2 separate regions of the Homo sapiens genome follow, and region 2 is linked to region 1. The links are chromatin loops, found by intact Hi-C in ENCODE. Cell type or tissue: heart right ventricle. All regions are shown on one strand. Each heading gives the region's core, and the rest is flanking DNA. Links, peaks and the distances in the headings are about the cores only. Region 1 overlaps DRC11 (dynein regulatory complex subunit 11). Region 2 overlaps DRC11 (dynein regulatory complex subunit 11).

Region 1 (4,390 bases), core at 270-4,269:
GCAAATTAAAAACCCAGAAGGTGATTTCTATTTGAGAGTTGTTGTCAGAACTGAAACTCCTGGCTGGAGTTGCCATCCCTGCCCCTGGTGATTCAGGTCATACACATATCAAAGCCATAAAGAAAAAAAAAAAGAAAAAAGCGAACGTGAGCCGCAGATATCTGTGCTGTGGAGAGCCCATCTTTCCTGCATCGCCTGCACACCACAGAGCTCTAGTGTGTCTGTCTGAAAAAAGTCACAATTGAACCTCATTTAGCAGTGAGAGTAGACGTCGGTGAAAACTGGCAGGGCCTTAAAGGTGATCCTTTAGATCCATGAAACACACTTGCACTGACTCCTGAAAGGCTGCCTCTGTTTAGGACCTAGTAATAGGAGCCTGTGGGTAAAAGGCAAGTGGTAGCCCTAGCCCGTTCTCTAATTTGATTAATCGTAATTGCAGGTACTTGCTTTGCCTATTATCTCCCCAGCTCATTGCCTGTATGTCCTTCAGCCCAGCACTGCTAAGCAGGCACGCAGAGAGGGTGCAGAAGTGCTCTCCCTGGTAGTACTTTGTGTGCTGGTGGGTGCACTATCAAAATGAAACTGTGCCCACTCAGAATTCTCAGTAGGAAAAGTTAAGGAGCACTGTACTTTTGATGACAAACAGGAACACACTGTCCAAACCAGCAAGCGGTGCAAGCTGCTTTGGAAAAGGCACATCCGCGCACGCCGAGTCTTTACCTAATGGCCAGATTCCGTACAATGTGATGAGCTGTCTGACATCCAGGAGGGAGGGCATGGGTTCTATGGACACCTGGCGAAGAGTAGTCCCCAGGTAGCTGTACTCACCTGGAGAGAAAAGAAACAGAGGAACAATAAATGGAAAACAGCGCTGGTCTGAGCTGCATAATTTTGGCATCTGCAAAACGATCGGAGAATACAAATTGAACATTTCAGAGCAAAGAGAATCCTATTAGGAGAGTCATTATGAAGAACACATCTTTTCTCAGATAAAGGTTTGAAGAAAAGCTATCCAGGCAAGAAAGCCCTGCTCTACTAGCTAGAGTAAACTGGGAATGATGTTGACTATTATATTAGCCTCCTAATACTTTCTAAAACAACATTTGAATATAGAGTTATGTGAAATGGGACAAAGTGCTAAAAAGAAGGACACACAAAAAAGGCTGAAATATAGGGGGCTCTGCTTTATTTATATTCCAATAGATTATGTATAACATTTGTGCAAACTTTATAAATAAGTTATTTAAGATCGATGTAGAATTTGTATTGGAGCAGTGTAAATCTGAGTGTAAAATGCAGTCATTTGAAAGGAAGGGTATGAGTCTAATTTAGGATAAATAGAAACATCTCCTTTTGAGGGTAATATTCATTTACATTTTTATCATTTTTAAGAGAGTACCAAAGGAATAATGCAGAAATAAATCTTTACAGGTTTAATTAGAAGATATCAAAGGGCTTAATTGTAACTAGTCATAAATCTGAAGTGTTATTTTCTAACTAATTTAGATAAGGTCACCAAGAAAATTAGTTTGGCTGTCTCCATTTGTCATGAGGACGGACCTTTATAGGTTCATATGATTCTCTCTTGATCTGTATCTGAATCTGGAGTAAAAATATTCAATGAACGAATCACCATGTCTGGATTTTTTTCCCTGATGCTTTCTTCCTATAGCGAGTCCTGGTCCTGCAGAGCTTCGGATGCTACATGTGTACAGCAAGTACAATATGCACATTTATGTGTGTAGGAAACACTGAAAGTATCCCAAGCTTTTAAGTATTTTCAAATGCTAAGAAAATCAGAGTTAAAATTCAGACAGTGACCGCTGTTTTGTTGTGGGGCAGGGGGCAGCCTTTCAGAGCCTCCACATGAACAAAACGTCCTTGGCAAGGACAATGGGTATTGGTTGGGAGAATGAGTGATAATGAAAGCATCTATTATGGCTTCAGATACCACACTTTTTAATGAGCAGGTAATAAATAGAAGAGTGGTTAATTTAGCCTCCACTAGAATAGAAAGAGATCCTGTAACAACCGTTAAATCCAGCGCTCATTGCCAGTAAACATGACATTCAAGGTGACAGGAAAGTGACCCCAATTTTCCTGCTTATCTAAACCCATATTAATCTCCAGATGCACCATATTTTCTAGAACATAACAGATCTTGTTTAAACAAATTATATTCAGTTGAATTAGTGGGTGTTGGTTCTAACAGAGGCAAGGACACAAGTAGCCCCGGCTGCCTGCCAAGGTCTGAGACTCGCACTGAAAGCACATTCCTGTGTTTGCAGTGGCCCCACACAGAAGCCATGCCCCTTCCCATCCGTGCATTCGGAGCTCGGAAAGTCCAGCATTCCCGGCACAGACATCAGATCTTCCACAGGGGAGGGAAGAAGAAAGTGGCAGACGAAAAGGCATTTAGGATAGAGGGCGTGAAAATGCCAGGAAACCCAGATCAAGAGGGCAGAAAACCAAACAGCGGCTGCACGACAGGTGGAATCGAATCCCCTTGCAATTCTAAGTGGAAGTCCTAATCCCCAGCATCTCAGAACGCGACCTTATTTGGAAATAGGGTTGTCGCAGATAGATTTCATTAAGATGAGGTCATTAGAGTGGACCCTAAATCCAACAGGACTGGTGTCCTTATAAAAAAGGAGAAATTTGGACACAGAGACAGACATGCACAGAGGCAGAACACCACGTGAAGATAAAAGCAGAGAGGGAGGTGATGGTTTTACACCAAGCATCACCGAAGATCGCCAGCCACACGCCAGGGGCAGCTGAATGCCGTGCAGGTGCAGCCTGGGGTGCTCCATCCAGCCACTTGCTTAATGTTTACAGCGATTTAGTGAGGCATTTGCTGTAATTACCTCATCCCATAGTAGTGGAAACTGAGGCACAGAAAGAGTAAGTAAAGGCCTGGCATCTTGGAGGGAGGCAGCCTCAGAAAGACGAGAGGAAGGAGAGATTCCTTGAGCCTGGGAGGAGAGACCGGTCAGTGGTCCCTGAGCAGCGGGCATCCAGCCCCAGGCCCTGGAGGTCTGGGGGGCCTTCATGGGCACCGGCCCCCAGAATTTCTCTGCAGCACCCTGGTGCTTCCTGGGAACTGGGGGCCTTGAGGATACCTAGGGCAGGGGTGGGGACTGGCAAGAAGGACTGAGTTTAAATCACCTTGGTAGTATAGGGGTTGTGAAGCCAAATTAAAGTGATATAAAGAAAATAAGGAACTTGCTATTTCTTGCACACCTGAGATTGTGGCAGGTGCTTGCTGCTGGGCACAGGGCCAGTTCTGGAGCAGGGTGGCCATGCAGGGGTGCAGCAAGCAGTGGGGTGGGTGGTGGGGGTGGGCTGGTGGGAGCCGAGGGCTGGGCCTGGAGGAAGGTGTTGTCCCCAGCTCTGCAGTGCAGGCTTTGCATCCTCTGGCTCTGTTCCTCCCCTTGTCTCCTGTAGCTCTTATCTGCTGTGATTCTAATGACTGTTGAGATTCTAATGACTGTTGGGAGTTCAATGGTGTTGAGGACAGAGTGGGATTACAAATCTCAAGACTAAAAAAAGCAACTTCGTGTCCAGCGGCTGAGCACGCTGGATCTGTGCAGAGCATTCCTGGCCTGGTGGAGACATCCATCCGGGCAACCACATTCTGCGTCCGGGGATCCCTGCTCCTGCCCTGCCTGGATGAAGGGCTGGGGAGGAACAGCCCACATCCACCCTCTCTCATCTTCTAGAAGCAGGAGAAATAAACGGCTCTGGGCACTCAGGCTTTGCAGTGCTGGCCTCTGGAGCAACGGAATAGGCAACAGAGGAACCCTCTGGGCCATGCCTCTGTTGTCAAGGTGTTAAAAAGGAACCAAGATAATAAATTCAAAACCAGGGAACCCAAGGGTGAGTGAGGGTGCCTGGGTCCTCATCTCGTTAATGCTCTTCTTAGACAAGATGACGAGGCATGACTTATCTGGGTGCTGAGAGCAGTGTGCTTTCCAGAGGCAGGGGGGCATTCCCAAGCCCCCTGAGTTTATGTGATCAGGAAGAAGCTCCCAGCTGTGCAAGAGCCCAGTACCCCTAAGGTAGGAAGTCTGCAATGCCGTGTTGTCAGCGCACACCGCTCTTATGCATTGCACTCTCTCTCCTGAAGCCCTCACCTTGTCCTGGTTTTATGGGTATATAGAGAATGCTCACTACCAATCCTCGTGCCAAGGTGTCTCACGTCATTTTTGATTGTCAGTAGGTCATTCTTAGCAGATTCTTCAGGAAGGGCTCAGGGGGAAAACTGCTGAGTTCTTTCATGTTTATCAGTTTGTGTCCCATGTACTTGAAAATAAACTTGGCTGGGTACAAAATCCTAGGATCCTGCTTCCTTTCCCTGAGCATCTTATGTATGTCACTCCATTTACTT
Region 2 (4,390 bases), core at 83-4,082, 130 kb after region 1:
AGAGGATCAGCATGGTGTGAGTTTTCCAAAGTCCAGACTTCTAGGGCCCGAGAAGGGACAGTAAACCCAAGGCGCTCACTGGCCTGAGTGAGGATACAGGCTAGACATACTAACAGGTGTGACAACTGTTGACATAAAACAGAACCATGCTCAAGTTGCTTTGTGAGCTTAATAGGATTTGGGGCCCAAACCTGCCAGGACAACATTCAAGAGGAAAATGACAGGCTAATTTTGTTTAGAACTCGGATCTGAAACTCCACTTAGAAAACAGACTGCAGCTCCAGATCAAAAGAATTGTTCCCTCTAACCCAGGAGGGTTGACTGCAGGAGTGCTTTTCAGTTCAACACAGAGGAAAGCATAACTCCAGACAGCAACAGTCCAGCAAAACCCCAGCTTGTTTCATAGATGCCAAGAAGATGCTCAGTAAATTGTAACTTGCAGCACAGGCCTGATTAAAAATGCCCTCCCCACACACCAACAAAAAAAGAATGACGACTTCTTCAAAGTGCCAAAAACCAGTGACCCAATGGACCTTCAGTGGAGAAATGCTAGAAATATGCCCCCAAAATTAGCAGTAAAAAAGGACAAGGGGATACGTAAGTAATTAATATAAACCATTTTTTAACACCACTGCTTATAAATGGCATGACTGCAAAATCCAAGGAAATCAGTAACAAAAATACATCAATTAGTACAGCAAGGGCCAGGCGTGGTGGCTCACGCCTGTAATCCCAGCACTGGGTGACTGAGGTGGGTGGATCATTTGAGGTCAGGAGTTCCAGACCAGCCTGGCTAACATGGTGAAAACCCACCTCTACTAAAAATACAAAAATTAGCTGGGCATGGTGGCAGGCGCCTGTAATCCCAGCTATTTGGGAGGCTGAGACAGGAGAATTGCTTGAATGTGGAGGCAGAGGTTGCAGTGAGCCGAGATCTCACCACTGCACTCCAGCAAAAAAAAAAAAAAAAAAAAAAAAAAAAAAAATACAGCAAAATTGCAATACTTTAATGCAGAGAAAAAAAATGAAAGCAGAAACCCATTCACAGCACCAATAAAGAACAATAAATATTTAAGAATTCACATGGTGGAAGCCACATGAAATCTAGCTAAAGGAAATTCTAGAATGCTAGGTACAGATCAGTGCAAGCAGAAGTCACTATCTGCTCCTGTCTAAAGAGACAAACCCTGTCTCTACTAAAATCACAAAAATTAGCCGGGTGTGGTGGCATGCGCCTGTAATCCCAGCTACTCAAGAGGCTGAGATGGGAGACTCACTTGAACCCGGGAGGCGGAGGTTGCAGTGAGCCGAGATTGCACCACTGCACTCCAGCCTGGGAAACAGAGCGAGACTCCATCTCAAAAAAAAGAAAAGAAAAGCTATAAAGACAGAAGACTTTCAAGACATACATACAGATTTAATATGGCCAAGAATTCAGTAACAATAGACTAAAGACTATAAATAAATCTAGTAATAACTTTTAAATATGGGAGTGGAACAGACAGTAAAAGTTAAAAGGCATCTTATACTTCCAACATTGGCCACACCAACAAGCATTAAGTTTGTACAATACCCTGAAGAGGCTGCCTCCGTGAAGTTCAGGTGGGGTGATCTGAACCCCACAAAGACCCAAAGTCAACAACAGCAAGAGATCTCGGGTTGAAGAGGCTCCTGCTTCCACCAGGGGGAAACCACAGCCGACCTGATGGGGCAGAGCACAGCCAGATTTTCTGGATGTCTAGACCTGCTGTGGGCAGAACCATCCAGGGGAGCCCAGTCGCTCCAGGTCAGAGCCCTCATTGGCTTCAGTTGGGTCAGAGAAGCAGGACTTTTCCAGGGCCTCACGGAGCTGACCCATAACTGGAATTTTTGGTCAAAGACAGTCCTGGTGGCTTGAGCCTTCCGGGTCCTGCCATTTCTTTCTTCCCCAACTGCAGTCTGTCTGGGGAATCCCTGTCTGGGGGAGACCAGGCAAAGATTCCCGGCTGACAGGAAAATGAGCAGCTTTGAAAGCACACGGATCCCTGCATCATTACCTGTTTTCCTCAGCGCTGAGAGACGGCGTCATCTCCTTCCACCAGACCCTCTTCCCTCGAGACTGTCTCTGGCTTCCTGCTCCCCAGCTGTCCTGATGCCTCTCCACGTGACCACACCCCCTCCCACACTGGACCGCCAGGGACCTGGGCACCATGCCTCGGCCACGCCAGCCTGGGGAGCCCCCACTTTGCGCTCAGCCCATCTGGCCTTGCGCCCCACCTCCTCGCCCTGCAGCCTCAAGCCTCTTTCTGCTTGAGCCCAGCCATGAAGGTCAAATGAGACAAGAGAGGCGGCAAGATGATTTTTCATAAGAGCATTGATGAGAGAGAATTCACACAGCATAGAATTCACTCTTTTCAAGTGTACAATTCAGTGGTTTTCAGCATAGTTGTGCAACTACCACCATTATCTAACTCCAGAACATTTTCATCACTGGGAAAGAAACCCACACCCGTGAAGCAGTCACTCCCCATTCCCCACTCCTCCCTGCCCTTGGCAACCCCTAACCTAATTTCCATCTCTTTTTGCCTATTCTGGACACTTCACAGAAGTGAAATTACACGGCGGTGGGGGGGGGCGTTCAGTGCTGAGCTCCTTTCCCTCGGTGCGGTGTCCTCAAAATTCATCCACACTGTCGCATACTTTGTACTTCATTTCTTTCTATTGCTAAGTTTCCTTTGTACAGATACACCACATTTTGTTTATCCATTCGCCAGCCCATTGACACTTGGGTTGTTTCCGCCTTCTTTGCTGCTGTGAGTAATGCTGCTAGAAGCATTCCTGTGCGAGTTTCTGCGTGGAAATATGTCTTTATTTTCCCTGGGTAGGGCAAGGTGGTTTTCAAAGGTAAAAGTGCTCTACATTTAAAATAGAAACCAGTGTCCTGAGCAGCTCATCCCTGGAGGTCACTCAATCTCTTCATGCTTACGCCTCCTTCACTGGCAAACCTGGATGATGAGACCAACTCTGGACACCTCCAGGGACTACTGTGGGATGGTGATGTGGTTTGGCTGTGTCCCGACCCAAATCTCATCTTAAATTTTAGTTCCATAATCCCCACGTGTTGTAAGAGGGACCCAGTGGGAGGTAACTGAATCATGGGGACAGTTACCTCCATGCTGTTCTCATGATAGTGAGTTCTCACGAGATCGGACGATTTTATCAGGGGCTTTTCTCCCCACTTTGCTCTGCAATTTTCCTTGCTGCCGCCATGTGAAGAAGGGCATGTTTGACTTCACCTGCTGTCATGATTGTAAGTTTCCTAAGGACTTCCCAGTCCTGCAGAACTGTTAGTCAATTAAACCTCTTTCCTTTATAAATCACCCAGTCTCGGGTATGTCTTTATTAGCAGTGTGAGAACAGACTAATACAGATGGAACAACAGGTGTGAAAGTGTTCCTGGAATTTTAAATGCACTTTGCAAACAGAAGGTAATATTTTATCCATGAGACTACTTAACAGTTTTTGAAAGTATATGATTGGTTTCAGACTTGAGCATATGACTTAGAGATATGACAGATTTTGAAGTCAGGAGGCTTGTGGATGAAGACTGAATATGACAGTTAAAAAGACCAGACTGTTATTTCTACAGCTTGGCAGTTTTCCTATAACGGAGTGGGTAGGGGAGGGAAACACTTGAATATTCACTTGAATATATGCACTTCCGTGGGAACTCAAAATATTGCACAATGGGAATTCTTTTCAAGTTATTTTGCACAAGATAAAACCTTCTGAATCTTCCAATCTTAACTAGTTTGCTGTCTTCTTCCCCAAATACTCCCCCTGCCTTCTTGCTCTACGGAAGGCCTGTCTCTGCTCAGAAGCCCTCTCAGTAGAGGCTCCTGTTACCCCCAGAGCCCTCTGTCTCTGGCTGTGGGGCTGGGTCAAGGGGACCCCTTCTCTTCACTGCACCTCCAGACATTTGCCTTCCCTCCTCCCAACACTCCCAGGCTTTGAATCCCATTTCATCTGATGCTGTCACCACTGCCCCTCAGTCACCATCATCTTCCATCTACCATGATCGTTCCAGGCCACCTCCAGAGCACCCACCCACTGAATAGCATCTTGATGCTGCCTTCCTACCTGTTCCATTGTTAAGTGCTGAGTTCCTCTACCTAAGGCCAGCACCCCCTGGATCCCATGTCCTCTCACTACCAACGATGTCACCCACTTCTCCCTCCTCCTCCTATATCATTCTGGGCCATTCCCTTCCACACACAAACATTCTATTGTTTTCTGTCTTGGAGCCATGTCCTCTGCCTCTAGCTGCCAACATATTTCCTTTCCTCTGCAGCAAAACTCCTTTAAAGAGTTAGCTATGCTCACCATCTATAGTTTCTCTCCCCCTACATTC

What was found. A loop is a pair of places that touch in the nucleus more often than their neighbours do. Peaks named below come from ENCODE experiments on the same cell type or tissue, not always from the same donor. Only the 100,000 strongest peaks of a DNase experiment are listed, where the experiment ranks them.
Region 2: it touches region 1 in a loop (2.2-fold over the local background); 41 of 110 quality-filtered maps call a loop at or near these places.

The regions. Positions count from the first base shown.
Region 1 is chr2:236,367,474-236,371,863 of GRCh38, forward strand. It overlaps DRC11 (dynein regulatory complex subunit 11), which reads right to left. Exons shown (of 19, transcript NM_024726.5): 14 at 721-828. Among named protein-coding and RNA genes, the nearest start is that of IQCA1-AS1, 21 kb to the right of the region's middle. In heart right ventricle, for the core only: no CTCF peak of the experiment used is centred there; a DNase peak (open chromatin) is centred at 2,258; H3K27me3 peaks cover 887 bases.
Region 2 is chr2:236,501,595-236,505,984 of GRCh38, forward strand. All of the region lies in intron 1 of DRC11 (dynein regulatory complex subunit 11), which reads right to left. Among named protein-coding and RNA genes, the nearest start is that of DRC11, 3.7 kb to the right of the region's middle. In heart right ventricle, for the core only: a CTCF peak has its summit at 1,673 (motif pointing right); no DNase peak of the experiment used is centred there.